Linked DNA regions of Homo sapiens: all the other regions are linked to region 2. A link is a contact called in ENCODE Hi-C or POLR2A ChIA-PET data. All regions are on one chromosome and are shown on one strand. The core of a region is the stretch at or near the end of the contact, and the rest is flanking DNA. Distances in the headings are between cores, read along the strand shown. Region 1 overlaps BASP1 (brain abundant membrane attached signal protein 1). Region 2 holds the start of LINC02100 (long intergenic non-protein coding RNA 2100). Region 3 has its middle 70 kb from the start of LINC02111. Region 4 holds the start of BASP1-AS1 (BASP1 antisense RNA 1). Region 5 overlaps BASP1 (brain abundant membrane attached signal protein 1).

Region 1 (2,700 bases), core at 201-2,700, 1.5 Mb after region 2:
GCAGATAGTGTCTTTTCCAAACTATTTCCATCTTACTGGCTTTAGGTTAGGTAGAAAGGTTGTGATAAAGGACCATGTGCCATATTCTGTTTCACCCAGTTCACTTGTTTGGGGTTCAGTTAAATTATCAGGAAACCTTTTCCCTAGAAATATTTTTTTTTCCACCCACAGCTATAAAATCCTATATTCAAACACAAAGTAAAGCAAAGAATTACTGGAGATCCTTCCTCAACCTTAGCATGCAATTAAGGCCACAAGTCAGCCACCAGTATTTTTTTCCTATAGGCTTAGAGAATCACTCTCCTTAGAAAAGCAGCCAATATCATTCATTGTACTTGATTTTTAAAACTTGAATTTTTAAACGATTTCTGTTCAACTTGGGATTCAGTCTCGTTACAGCCACTAAACTAGCTGCTGACATTAAACAAGCCACTGTTAACCTCCCAGGGTTGGTTATTTCATTTGTAATATAAATGACTAGAATTGTATCCTTTATGTCTATAATTTTTAGTTTTTGCACAAACGTGCAGTAATAATGTATACACACAACTAGATTCTATTGAGCACTCAAATTCACTTATTTATTTGAGAAATGACACAAACATCCAGGCACTGCACTAGAAGCAGGGCACCCAAAGGTCGACCCTGACTGCCCATAGATCTTTCCATTCTACATCATAGGAAAACTATGACTCTTAAAAGGGTCAAAGGTAGCAGAGCCGATGCTAGCCTGTGAGCTAAATTCTGACAGTGTGGCCTTAAACAATTTTAACAAATAAACTACAACAGAAAAATCAATCTATTCCACAAGAGTTAGAGTAGAAAAGAACTAGGCAGGCTCCTAAATCTTTCCTAATGTAGTTTTCTGGATTCACCTTGGAATGTCCTTCAAATTGTTTGTGCTCTGAGATATGGGCCAAGGTGGAAGCTGCAAAAAAGTGGGGTGCAGGCAAGTCATGCAGATACCAGACAAATGAAGAGCATGTGAAACCTCAGATGTCAACAAGAGGACACCTCAAGATTCCCTCAGCTGGGTGCAAATTCCTTCTGATTCAAAGACCAAGTTTCTACCCTACACACTCAGCCCATGCCTCCTTCATGTGAGTATCTTGAGTTCCCTATCTAGAAACCTACTCTGGTGTGCAGGACGTTGCTAAATGAAATATACTGGTGACAGCATTAGTCTTAAGAAATCATGAAATTGCAACAGATATGTTTGAGGAAAGGCATAGTGTCTTAATAGGAGTCAAATGCAAACATTGTCAACTTGAAACAGAAGGTGGAAGTGAAAGAGATGCATTTAACATGAGCAAATTTACCTGATTTATACAAGCTGGCAAAACTCTGCCTCAGTGATGATTCTGAATGTTCTATTATTTACGTCCACAGTCAGCCTTGCATCTCTACAACTTCCTACCCTGTAACACCGTCAAGAGTGGTGAGTGATGTGTTACACGTTGCAACACTTCCTGATCGACACCAGGCATCCAACGTGGGGCAAGAGGTTTCAAAATACATAGTGGCTTCAGATTAGCACAGGTACCACAGATTCCACATGATTCTCAGATGTTAAGGAAAATACAGAATAAAAGCTTGGAAAGTAATAGTAAACTATGACTCATGAGTCTGTTTTAATGGGAAAAAAAAACCTAGTGAACTTATTATAGTTTTAAGTGGGTAGATTACTATGTCATTAATGTGAAATGGAAGGACCTAAAATAGATTAAAAATTGAACCAAAGGGAAGGAGGATTTTTGTTAGAACAGCATGTCCTAGCTCTTGTGAATCTACACCTGTCCCTCACATCTCTAAGATTTCTTCTAGAAAATAAATGGATTGAGTCACTTCATCTCCAAAATTCCAGGTATCTCAAACACTAATACAATAAATACTAACATAGAAAGATTTGCAGGTCCAAATCTTTTACATGTTTGGAACAATGGGTCCAAATAAATAAATAAATAAAATGTTGCCAGTTAGAATAAATGATCATGTAACATGAAGAGGGGAAAATATCAAAGCTACACCTTCGTCAGTTCGAAGAAAGCAGAGGGTGAATTGAAATTATCTACGACCACCTGCAAAGAGGGAACATTTACCAAGATACCCGTCAGTCTCAGAAAATTCTTACTTCCTTTGGTGTCAACTGAAATCGTCTGTCCAATGTGGGATCTCTTGCAATAAGGATATCCAACATAGATGGTGCTTTAAGATTTATTCTCTCTGTTTTTATATTGGGCCTCTTTGCCTCTTTTTTCTTATTCAAACCTAAAATGTCTTCGGATCAGTCCTAAGCATGGTACATACTAAATTTCAGTATTCTAGATGACAGGATTCATACTTTGTAATGATTCAAAGGTGGGATCTGCAAATCTTCTCCAATTAAAATCTGATAAATAAATGTGATTATTCAAAAACTGTATTGAGCACCATGATGCACTGCAGATCCGTTGCAAACTGAATGCTTTTATCAACTTACCTCCCTTTACTTATTCACACAGACTTATTTCATTGGTAACATAGCTGTGAAAGTGACAGAACTGCATTTCCAAAAAAAACTACACTAGAATCCGAACCATCATCTAAGTCAGGCAAAAGCATCTTCCTTTACTTGGAATTATGGAATCTTGATTGTGATAGGTGATCCTAGTAGATTCATAGCACTTCCCAAACTCAGTCTACAAGCCCACCCTTGTAACA
Region 2 (2,700 bases), core at 73-2,572:
CAGGGGCCCACCAGGACTTTAGTCTAATTATAGGTCTAGAAGCAAACAGGGGTGTGGGGATGCCTGCTGAGGAGAATCAACATTATCTTGCCTGGCAACTGCCTCAGGGGAGGCCAACACTGTGGCCTCAGGCAGCATAGGGTTTATCTCCTCAGACAAAGTTGGAAAGGCTGATGGCAGCATGGGTTTGGGAAGGAATGTTGACATTACTGGGGATGGAGAAGCTGTTTCTTCTGGCAAAAAAGTTTCAATGGAGTTTACAAGCACAGTGTCCCCAGCATCATCAGGGTCCTCTCACATGTCCCCATTCCAAGTTGTAGGGTCATGTTCTTTTCCAATTAATGCCCTCACTTTAACAGTAGACACCTGGTGAGGCTGTGCATGCACCTCTTGTTGCAGGTCAGCCACTCACATGATAAAAGCTTGTGTCTGCTTTTCCACAATTTCAGCTTTTTCGCTAAAGGAGATAAAACTCTCATTCAGGGCAATCATAGCAGATTTGAGGCTCAGTATCTGCTTCTGAAGCTGGGAGTTAGAATTTCTGAGTTCATCATTTTCTTTCATTACTTTGTCAGGTGAACTGAGGAGCAACCAACCAACTTCATTATGTTCCTTAATTATATATACATATAGTGAAAGGTATTATGTATAGAGTCACTAAACTCCTTGCCTCTCATGGGTGGTGAATCAGGAGTGTCAAATGCATTTATTTTGCATAACTCTCTAAGCAGTTCATGCCAAGGATTGTCAGTATTCTCCATACAATTAGAAATAGAGTCCTTAGCATTTTGGGGTCTAATTATATTAAGCAGCCAACTCCAGAAACCCCAAAACCAATGAAATAACTGCATTCTTACCATTTTGTTCCTCTAGAACCATTTCTGGTACCAAAATTTGTATGAGGATTCCCTAGAGAGACAGAACTAATAGTGAGGGACTAGGTGGCTAAGTTGGCTGGACTTCCTGGGTCAATAGGGACTTCCCTAAGGGGACTTTCCCCTAAGCCAAAATGAGTCACAGCTGCAAGCTAAGGGTTTGAAACTTCAACCAATCATATAGGGAGTTTAAGCTCTAGCTGCAGTCTGATGTTTTTAACCAGTTAGGCCCACCAACCCACAAGTGGATAGAAAATAAGCTAATTCAACAGGGCAGAAAAAGGAAAAGGGGAGGGGTCATAAGGGAACATAAGCATAAGACACTCAAGCTAGAAACAGCAACCCTTCTGGGTCCCCTTCCACTGCGTGGAAGCTTTACTTTCGCTTTCACTTTACTTTTGCTTTCACTTTAATAGATCGTGCGGCTGCACACGCTTTGGGTCCATGCATTTCTCTAATCGAGCTGTAACACTTGCTGCTGCGGTCCATGGCTCCATTCCTTGAAGCCCACGAGACCAGGAACCCTTGGATTGAGAAAAAACCTTCAATTGGGAGGATACTTCTTATCTCATTTCTAGGGGCCCATCCGGGATTTCTCCACAGCAGTGAGTAATATTGGACCCCTTTCACTTGCTATTCTGTTCTATCTTCTCGCTAACAACTGGAGGAAAACACTGGGCAACTGTGGGCCACTTAAAAGCGACAAGCATGGCTGCCAGATTTAAGACACGGGTGTGAGGCTTTCCAGGAAAGGGCTCTCTAACAACCCCCAGCCCTCTGGGCTGGAAGCATTGGTGTGCCTGGAGCCAGTTCCACCTTTCCTGGGAAAAGCTGAGGGCTGGCTAGAGGCGGAAAACTATTGTCCCGAACTCCTGGCACTGACCCAGTCGAGATCATGGCACAGCGAGAAGCCTCTACTCTGCAGACACCCATGCATGCATTCTCTGCCTTCTCTGACCATGCCTCCTGGGTCCTAATGTCCTCAGAGATGACTTTCTTAAGTCCCTATCCTCTAGAATTTTTCCTAACCCTGAGTCTAAGAATCTTTTGGCTAGGAGCCTAAGTCAAATGGGGAGGCAATCCGAAGACCCTTGCACATGGTGTGCCCAGACTTATTCTTATGCAAATTGGTATCAATATACTTATACGGGACTTGTCCCTCATAACCTGTATCCTGGGCACTATCTGGGACATCAAACGGCATGTCAGTGGCTGATAGAAGGCCTAGGACATTTTCCCTTTTGTTGCCCTAAACTTACTCCAGATTGTAGAGGCTACTTTAATTACCAGCTTTCCTGCCTGGGGTCAGCGATTAGAACTGTAGAACTTTGGGCTGGGCATGGTGGCTCATGCCTGTAATCCTGGCTAGCATGGTGAAACCTGTCTCTACTAAAAATACAAACAATTAGCTGGGCGTGGTAGCAGGCGCCTATAGTCCCAGCTTCTAGGGAGGCTGAGACAAGAGAATGACATGAACCCAGGAGGTGGAGCTTGCAGTGAGCTGAGATCTCACCACTGCACTCCAGCCTGGGCAACAGAGTGAAACTCCATCTCAAAAAAAAAAAGGACTGTAGAACTTCTCGACTTGAAGCAGTCAGACGTATGGGCTGACAACAATGTAATAGACAATAGGTCCCCTGATCCAAGTCCAAAGGTCAATGAATATTCTTTTGAGGGAAAATGGGGTCAGAATTCGGGTACAAAAAGCACTGTTCCAACCTTGGTCCTCCAATTTGCCACTGCCTACTCTAAAACTGTTGTGCTCCAGTGCCATTTTCAAGGAATTTATCTTGCTGGGACAACTCCAAGCCCAGAAATATGCTAA
Region 3 (2,762 bases), core at 176-2,675, 1.4 Mb after region 2:
TCCAGCCTGGACAACACAGTGAGACTTTGTCCCCCCCGCCACCCTGCCCCCCAGAAAAGAAGTCTAATATTTTCTGTATTACCTGGTAATAAAATTCAACAATTTAAGATAAAATTATCTATCTGCTTTACTCTTCTACTTTCTAATACCAACGAATTTTCAGGTTGGTTCATGGTTATGGTCACTCAGTCAAATGAAAGTCCTTGCCTTCCTTCATCTCAGTAATCATCGTTGCCAGACATTTAGCTTCCCATTGAATCTGTTATAAAGATCACAACACAAAAGTCACCTTCATCTTTCACTTCCCTTATGGAACCCCCCTTTTTGTGGGTCTAAAAAAAGACATCCTTCTGCTCTGAAGATCAAGAGCAGAAACCATTCTTCTTTTTTTTTTTTTTTTTTTTGAGACGGAGTCTCGCTCTGTCGCCCAGGCTGGAGTGCAGTGGCGCGATCTCGGTTCACTGCAAGCTCCGCCTCCCGGGTTCACACCATTCTCCTGCCTCAGCCTCCGGAGTAGCTGGGACTACAGGCGCCCACCACCACGCCCGACTAACTTTTTATATTTTTAGTAGAGACGGGGTTTCATGATTTAGCCAGGATGGTCTCGACCTCCTGACCTTGTGATCCGCCCGCCTCGGCCTCCCAAAGTGCTGGGATTACAGGCATGAGCCACCGCACCCAGCCTTCTTCTGGTTCTTAATTAGGGCACTATTCAGTCTCCCTAGTTTGGATGGATGGAATGGGATGGATGAAGAGAGAGAGAGATATATCAGATGGACAAGGGATGGATGGACGGATGGATACATTGATGGGTGGATAAAGCAAAAGTAAGAAAATGTTAAGAATCTGTTAAATCTAGTCGGGTGCATATACAGGTATTCATTGGACTATTCTTTCAACGTTCTGTATCTTTAAATTTTTTCATTAAAAACTTGCAAGAATAAAAGGTCATTGGTATAAACACAACAAAGGCCTTTTTCACAGTATTGCCATCTTTTCTCCTCCCAAACTACTCACGCCTTCCCATCATCTCTTCACCTGACACTGCCTTCTTCTTCTCGTCCCAGGCAACAAGGAAGTAAAACAGTTTCCTGCCTCTCACTGTGCACATTCAGAAAGTTGCTCTCTGTAGAGAGAAAATTTTGTCTAAAACAAAATTTTTACTAATAATCAACCGTGATTTTTGTTGAACTGTAGACCTCCACTTGTATTTGTTGCCATTTGAAATTTCCATAGTGCTGTTTCTTCTACACCCTTTATTGCTGAATCCGGAACTCAAGCCAGTCCTTCCCTCCTTATAAGACACACGTTCGTGCACACACACAAACACACACATTCAGTTCCCCCTCCTCCACCCCCACTCGGCTACACTGAGTCAAAGCCCAGCTGGCCCTATTAGAACGGAAAAGGAAAGCAATGAAACAGACCACACAAATATTCTAAGACTGGCTCCTTGGAAGGAAATTGAGAATTCATTGACATCTCCCCAGGGAAAAATAAGTGAAATTGTGTCATTGTCAGACACTCACATAACTAAATTAATGTGAAATTAAAATCAAAATGAAATATTCCTCTTCATGTTAAAAGTAGTTCACTTAAGTAGTCCATGTACAATTGGCCGCTCCTGCAGCACATTATTAAGTGATTTAAAAGATTAATTTTAACACAGATCACAGTTTCAGTGGTGGTTATGCTAGCATTAAGCAAATAAGCATACTGTCCCAGAAAGAAGCTGATGGTTGCAGGGCAGAAGCATCTTGTCTTGCCACAGGCAGTACAATTGCGTTCATACTTCTTGCTTCAGTTTGCAGTGTGTGTATGAGCCTTTAATTCATGAAACATTAGGAGAGGATCTTTTTCAGGAAGTGAGAACCCGAAGTTGACAGACACATAACCTCATCTAGAATGACAACTAACGAGTTCCTAAACCACAAATATTCATTTCAACAATTTGCAATAATCTACCGTGTGCATGCCAAAGCATTCTAGACAGAACAAACAGTAACAGGCCGGCCTTTGCCCCACAGCATGTTCCTCTAAAAACAGATCCATAATCAAATGCTAAGAAAATACATGCCCTCAACCCTGAAGCAAAAATGTGAATGCAAGCTACACGGGGTAATGTTCCCTCTGGACAGACACCAGTAAATCCAGTTTGCATATGAAAATCGAGGCTTCTTTGCTTCCCTGCACACGATGCTAAAGTGAAGGTCAACAATCTCTTTGACCCTGAGTTCCAAGAAGATGGGAGACTATCAGTGACAACGAATGACACAGACTGAGTCCTGGCCTCAGATGGGAATGAGTGTGGGGGGGTGGGCATGGAGACAGAGGAGGAGGATGAAGGAACAAAGGATTTCAAGCGGGGTCAGCAAACTCTTTCTGTAAAGGGGCAGATAATAAGTATTTTAGGCCTTTGGGCCATATGGTCTCTGTTGCAATGACCCCAGTTTGCTGTTGTAGTGCAAAGCTATAAGTGAATAGGTGGAACTATGTTCCAATCAAACTGTATTTATGGACAAACACTAAAACTTAAATTTTATATAATTTTCATCTCTCATGAAATACTATTCCCCCTTTTTTAACGTTTAAAAATATAAAAATCATTTCTTGCTCACCAGCTGTACCATATCAGTCAAGAAGCTGACTTTGCCCATAAGCCGTAGATTGCAGACCCCTGATTTAGAGCATTGATTCTCAGACTTGAGCATGCATCAGTCATGTACATTGATGAGAGCAAACACAAATCCTTGGGCTCTGCC
Region 4 (2,700 bases), core at 157-2,656, 1.5 Mb after region 2:
CGGTTTGCAGCCGCGCATTGTGCGTGCGATCGGATCCAGGATTCCGCAATTTTTATTTTTCTGGAAATGGAGGGGGGACGGGGGCGGGGGGAGCAGGAACCGGGCGCCGGGTTTCAGCTTTAGCGCTTTGGGCAAAAGCTGCTCAACCCCAACCCTACGCTCCCAGCGGGGCTGAGCCCAGTTAGGGCCGCGCGCTGTCAGGTTCAAGCCCACACCCCCCGGGCCCGGGCCGGGGCCGGGACCCAGGGCGGAGGCGCCTGGCGCATTCTTGGAACCAAAGGCTCGAAAAAACAAACTGCTCCGAGGCAGCCCACGGGTTCGTAGGAAGGCAATTCCGCCACTGACGAGGCTGGGGCTCCGATCTGCTCGGGAGGTGCTTCTGAGTGCACGTCGCCGTGTGAACCTCGTATTCCTTGGCCCCAGAACCAAGATCCAGGAGTCCCATGGGTCGAGAAAACCCGTTTGCCAAAGCAAAAAGCCACCCACTTCCTTCTGATCGGGCCAGATTCCCCATCTTCTTTCTCCCCGGACTCCCGCCCCACCCCACCCCCACCCTCCATCTTTGGCTGCTGCGCCCCTCGCCCCGAGCGCTTTCTCCCAGGCTGGTAAGGGCTCCGATGACGGAAGCGCTCCCTTCAGCCCACAGAACCGTCTCCCCGGGACTCAACGCACTGAGGGGGTTTCGCATTCGGCAATTCCTCCCGTCACCCGCAGCTCCTCTCCCCGACAGCCCCCTCCCCCCAGCTCCGTTTACCAACCTCGCCGCCCCCCTCACCCCTCCACCATGCGAGCGGCTGAAGCCTCCCACTTCTGGGCCCCCCATCACCCGGGATCCCCGAAGTGCGACGGAGCCCTCACAGAGGGACCCCAGGCCCTTGCCGTCCAATCCGGGCCCACATCCCTGCTGCCCGCTGCATGAAGGGAGAGCCCGGGGGCTGCGGGGCGGGGCGCGGCGCGGTGGGGGACGGAGGCCCCCGGGTCCGCGGCGGCGCGGGGCCACCGGGCGCGCCTCCTTACCGGCTCTGGGTGCCTATGCAGCCCCTGAGTTAGCGCGGTGCCGCCGAGAGGCCGGGGTCGCTGGCGTCGTCTGGCTGGTGCCTGGCCGCTGGCGGAGGCTCTCTCCCGGCTCGACGGCGGAGCCCGGAGCGAGGAGCCAGTTGGAGCGCTGCCGCCGCCGTCGTCGCCGCTGCCGCTACTGCCGCCGCCGCCGCCGCTGCAGCCTCTGCATTTCTCGCGCTCGCTCCCCCTCCCCTTCCTGCCCAGTGCCCTCCCCCCGCGCGTCCGCCCGCCCAGCCTCCCTCCTCCCGCGCTCCCCGCCCGCCTCTCTCCCCTCCCTCCAGCCCGGCGCCCCGCCCGTCTCCCCTCCACCCCCTCCAGCTCCATCTCCCCACCCCCTGCACTCCCTCTGCTCCCCTCCCCTCCTCCGGCGCAGACCCTCCCCTCTCCCCTCCAGCCTGGACACGCCCGCCTCCCCTTGACTCCCCCCAGCTCTGGGCCCCCACCTCCCCTCCCCTCCAGCACAGTCACCCCCATTTCTCTCCTATCCGCCATCCTGGTTCCTCCCTTCCCCCCACCTCCCAACTCTGTGCCCCGCCAACGTTTCCTAAATGCCCTCTATTCAGATCCCCCCTCCGCCTCCCCTCTCCTCTCCTCCATTCCTGCGTCCCCCTTCCCCCGCCGCGCCGCCTGGGCTGTCCGTGGACTTCTCCCACTCTCTCACTCTCTCACTCACTCTCTCTCTCTCTCTCTCTCTCTCACTCTCTCTCTCTCTCTCCCCCTCATTTATTTGGAACCGTTGGATAAGAAGTGCTCGGGCTCTCGCTCAGACTTAGGGAGCTGCCTCGAGGTGATGAATGACACCCCCTGGCACCAGCTACCCTTCTCAGACCCCAGTCCAGCCCGCTCCCGACGTCGACTACGATTCCGCTACCTCGGCTGGCAGCGAGGTTGGGGTGAGCCCCAGCTGCAGGCGCGTCTGGGCTGCGCCGCTGCAAACGAGTTGCGCACCTTGGGCGGCTCCGCACCTGCACCCGCACCCGCGGGGCTCAGCCCCGAAGGCTGCAGCTTCGGGGGAGGCGCGGTCGCCGAGGTCCAGCTGGTGGGGCGAGAGACGTCGCCCCTCGGAGGATGCTCTCGGAACTTGGGAGAGGAAGGAGGGAAGAGAAGAGGGGAAAGGGGCCGTCGATGTTTTTGATGTCTGTGCTTTAATGGAGGCCACCAATATTGAGAAGACGGGGTTGGCCGAGGCAGCCCGCACGCTGCTGCTTGCGAGCGCTCGAGTCAAAGCTAGGGCCAACCGCGGCTTGTCCGGGTGCCCTAAGGGGGCGGACACTTGGTTTAGCACCGGGACACAGAATAGCCACCGGGGTAGGAAGATGCGTTCACTTTGCTTACCTGTTGGCAAGAGGGACATACAAAAATAACGTAACGTGACATCGTTGACAACGGTAGCTCTTTGATTACACAAAAGCCAATTTTACCTTCCCGCAAAAGCCAGTTGACGCCTTTGGAACTTTTATTTGCGGCATTTTGGCGCCCTCTGGCTGTGTTTGGATCGCTTTCATGCTCGCCTGCGTCCCAGCCAAGAAAAAATCGATGGAGCTGCAGGTTGTCCTCAGGATGGTTCTGCCCTCAGGACCTGGGCGTGAATTCAGGGACAGGGTGGCCCTCCAGAACCGGAGTGACAAACTGTAACCATAC
Region 5 (2,731 bases), core at 232-2,731, 1.5 Mb after region 2:
CTAATTACCAAAAAGCTTAGCATTTTTTTTATTAGAAGAAGGGGAAGTGGGGAAGACAGTGAATATATAAAATATTACTTCCACCAAGCATATTTTTCTGCAATAAATGCATGGCATTTAATCAGTAACTATATAAATGTCCTCCATGGTTCACTGAATCTTTTACCACTCCATCACCATCACCGGCCCCCAAGCTATTTTGTATATGCGAGGACACGCGGGTAATTACCTGGACATTCCCCTTCTTTTTCCTTATGTAAAACAGTTGCCTGGTGGTTACTGTGTTTACAGATTTCTTGTATGCTGTGCTTTCAAGCATTAAGAATTCAAATTTATCTCACTATAGAAACAAGAACCCAAAGTGCCAAAAAATGATCATAAATACCAGTTGAACCCAACGGGTATAATACTTACATAATCCTCACTTTCACCACTTTTTCTTTCCCAATGAGGTAAGAGACAGACTATAGGCTACTCCCAAAATACTCAAAGATTTTTTTCCCTTTTTTATTTAACCATGTGTAATGTAACCCGTAAGAATGGAACCAGGTTCGTCTGAATCCATTGTGTCATTAATGTCCCTTTGAGAATCAATTCCATTACACTGGCCTTCACACATTCCACAGGACATTTCCTATGTCGGAGTTTTCTAAACTATGAAATTGTTATTCATTACTCTGTGAGTTTTGGAGAATCAAGACATGGAAGAGACATCCCATCAGTCTGTGCATACCTATGCATCGTGACATTAAATTGTCACCGGGTATGTACCCAAACCATTAAATGGGACCTTGCCTCAGAGATCATAAAGGCTACACCCTTTTGTAAGTAAAGCAAGGAAGGTCTGGGAAGGTTGGAAGTGACTTAAAACCCATCCAAGTCACTAGTGGCAAAATCAGGACCGAAATCCGGTCACCATAAAGGCCGGCTCCATGCTTGCTTCCGCATCACTGCTGTCTCATAGCACAATTCTCAGGTGGCCTTTCCTGGCTCTACCATGAATATGATAAAAATAAAAATAGGGGATGGGATAGAACAGAATAACCATTAGTGGTGCCACAATTTACAAACACAGGTTTCTATAAGATCCTGTCATTCATTTTTTCCCCAGCCTTCAAGATCAAATCTATTTATTGTCTTTTAACGTGTTTTATTCAAAATCTTTCTTCTTCTTAATTAGTTACATTTTCAGAGGGTGCATATGCATAGATGCAGTAAGTTTTCAGTTTAACTTCTTCTGAGATAGTTTACTGACATTGCCCTAGCTATTTTTTTCAACAAATAATGTTGGCATTTTTTTTTTTTTAAATAGAGGTGGGGTCTCACTATCTTACTCAGGCTGGTCCTCAACTCTTGGGCTCAAGCCATCCACCTGCCTCGGCCTCCAAAAGTGCTGGGATTACAGGCGTGATCCACCGTCCCTGGTCTATTTTTTTACTTCTATCCAAATATATTCAGAAAAATGGCCAATACAGTGCTCTGTTCTCTGATAAAGTAGTTATTGAAGGGGACTAGAAAAGTAAAACAAACAGAACAAAAAACCCAATAGTCTTTATTACTTCTTTTTAATTGTTTAACTTTATTACTGTTGCACCATTTATACAATTACATATAATTTCAATGCATCCATTGTACATTTTTTTGTTTTTTTTTTGTTTTTTTTTTCCATTTTCCAATGAGTGGTGTGTTGGTGTCTGTGACACAGAATGGAAGAGAAACTGGAACTGCAATGAACGCAGACTTTTTTTTTTTTTTTTTTTCATTTCCACTGACCAATAAACAGAACTACAGGTGCACCCAACCACGGACATGCATTAACTCGTCATGAGAAATCTAGGTAGGCTAAGTAGGATGAGAGAATGTTTGTCACTCCCAAAAATATCTGGAGAGGAAGAATGGAGGATTGGCATTGAGATCCATGTGGACAAGCTAAGTGGGCTCTGTCTGAAAGCTGGCATTCATCCACAACATTAAAAAAATATCAAAATAAGAAAGGCTGTAAATTAAAAAGAAAACACAGAAAATACTGCTCTCATAAAGATCTGATTGCCTTGGCACAGGCCCTGTGGGCAGAATCAAACGCATCACTCCCAACTCCCATTGCAGAAGAAAAGCTATTCAACTCTCAGCGGTGGAGGAGTGCATGTGGCGGCAGTTTCAGGTACAAACGATGTACTGCACTTTCAGACGCGGATCTTGGAAATCCAGGACTTCTTGGTAAAGTTGACTGAAGGTATATTAGATATTTCCCCACAAAAATACTATTTGGATTCTCCCACCCCCTCCCTCCCTTGATGGGACAACATCCTGTATTTTTCCTTGGGCAATACATATCATTACTTCCAATTTGAAACAAGTTAGTATAGGAGAGAGAGAGAGGAGAGATAGGAGAGGAGAGAGAGAGAGGAGATAGAGAGAGAGATAGAGAGAGAGAGAGAGAGAGAGAGAGGAGATTGTTTTAAGTGGTATTGTTTTTCCTATAGGCTGTCCTTGTCACTCTTTCACGGTTACGGTTTGGTCGGAATTAGCTGCCGGGGCCTCCACCGGCTTGGGCTCTTCTGCAGAGGCTGCGGGGCCCTGGGCCTTGGGTGTGGAACTAGGCGCTTCCGTGGCTGCGGGGGTCTCCTTGGAAGAGGGGGCAGCCTCCGAGCTGCCGGGTTTTGAGTCTGAAGCTGGGGCCCCGTCACTTTTGGTCTCCTGGGCGGCAGGAGCTGCGGGCGCCTCAGTCTTT

Evidence for each region. A loop is a pair of places that touch in the nucleus more often than their neighbours do. ChIA-PET counts read pairs that join two places held with the same protein, here RNA polymerase II (POLR2A). Pooled maps may share reads with other maps.
Region 1: a loop to region 2 is called in a pooled map, with 6 times the contacts of the local background. The contact joins the enhancer-like site here to the promoter of LINC02100 in region 2. A Hi-C loop is called at or near these places in 3 of 37 single-sample maps with no recorded cell type and 2 of 50 pooled maps.
Region 3: a loop to region 2 is called in a map of GM12878, with 6 times the contacts of the local background. The contact joins the enhancer-like site here to the promoter of LINC02100 in region 2. A Hi-C loop is called at or near these places in 1 of 168 maps with a recorded cell type or tissue (GM12878), 6 of 37 single-sample maps with no recorded cell type and 6 of 50 pooled maps. POLR2A ChIA-PET finds 5 or more read pairs at or near these places in 1 of 52 experiments (GM12878).
Region 4: a loop to region 2 is called in a map of B cell, with 8 times the contacts of the local background. The contact joins the promoter of BASP1-AS1 here to the promoter of LINC02100 in region 2. A Hi-C loop is called at or near these places in 1 of 168 maps with a recorded cell type or tissue (B cell), 12 of 37 single-sample maps with no recorded cell type and 9 of 50 pooled maps. POLR2A ChIA-PET finds 5 or more read pairs at or near these places in 1 of 52 experiments (activated B cell).
Region 5: a pooled map shows a loop between it and region 2 (6-fold over the local background). The contact joins the enhancer-like site here to the promoter of LINC02100 in region 2. A Hi-C loop is called at or near these places in 4 of 37 single-sample maps with no recorded cell type and 6 of 50 pooled maps.

What each region holds. Positions count from the first base shown.
Region 1 is chr5:17,254,346-17,257,045 of GRCh38, reverse strand. The region is part of intron 1 of BASP1 (brain abundant membrane attached signal protein 1); the gene reads right to left. Among named protein-coding and RNA genes, the nearest start is that of BASP1, 38 kb to the right of the region's middle. Within about 2 kb of position 1,450, at least 5 of the 41 ENCODE cell types and tissues checked have a DNase peak (open chromatin) inside an H3K27ac peak, as active enhancers do.
Region 2 is chr5:18,744,778-18,747,477 of GRCh38, reverse strand. It overlaps LINC02100 (long intergenic non-protein coding RNA 2100), which reads left to right and starts at 1,322. Exons shown (of 2, transcript XR_007059121.1): 1 at 1,322-1,480. RefSeq lists enhancers at 891-1,170, 1,181-1,540, 2,001-2,200, 2,391-2,520.
Region 3 is chr5:17,316,299-17,319,060 of GRCh38, reverse strand. No RefSeq gene overlaps it. Among named protein-coding and RNA genes, the nearest start is that of LINC02111, 70 kb to the left of the region's middle. Within about 2 kb of position 1,425, at least 7 of the 41 ENCODE cell types and tissues checked have a DNase peak (open chromatin) inside an H3K27ac peak, as active enhancers do; they include GM12878, where a contact is called at or near this core.
Region 4 is chr5:17,216,128-17,218,827 of GRCh38, reverse strand. BASP1-AS1 (BASP1 antisense RNA 1) reads left to right here and starts at 1,406. Exons shown (of 3, transcript NR_027253.1): 1 at 1,406-2,700. BASP1 (brain abundant membrane attached signal protein 1) reads right to left here and starts at 1,197. Exons shown (of 2, transcript NM_006317.5): 1 at 1,018-1,197. RefSeq lists an enhancer at 1-77 and silencers at 112-431, 922-1,401.
Region 5 is chr5:17,275,663-17,278,393 of GRCh38, reverse strand. BASP1 (brain abundant membrane attached signal protein 1) reads right to left here. Exons shown (of 2, transcript NM_006317.5): 2 at 1,560-2,731. The coding sequence ends at 2,494. Among named protein-coding and RNA genes, the nearest start is that of BASP1, 59 kb to the right of the region's middle. RefSeq lists an enhancer at 2,260-2,731. Within about 2 kb of position 1,481, at least 2 of the 41 ENCODE cell types and tissues checked have a DNase peak (open chromatin) inside an H3K27ac peak, as active enhancers do.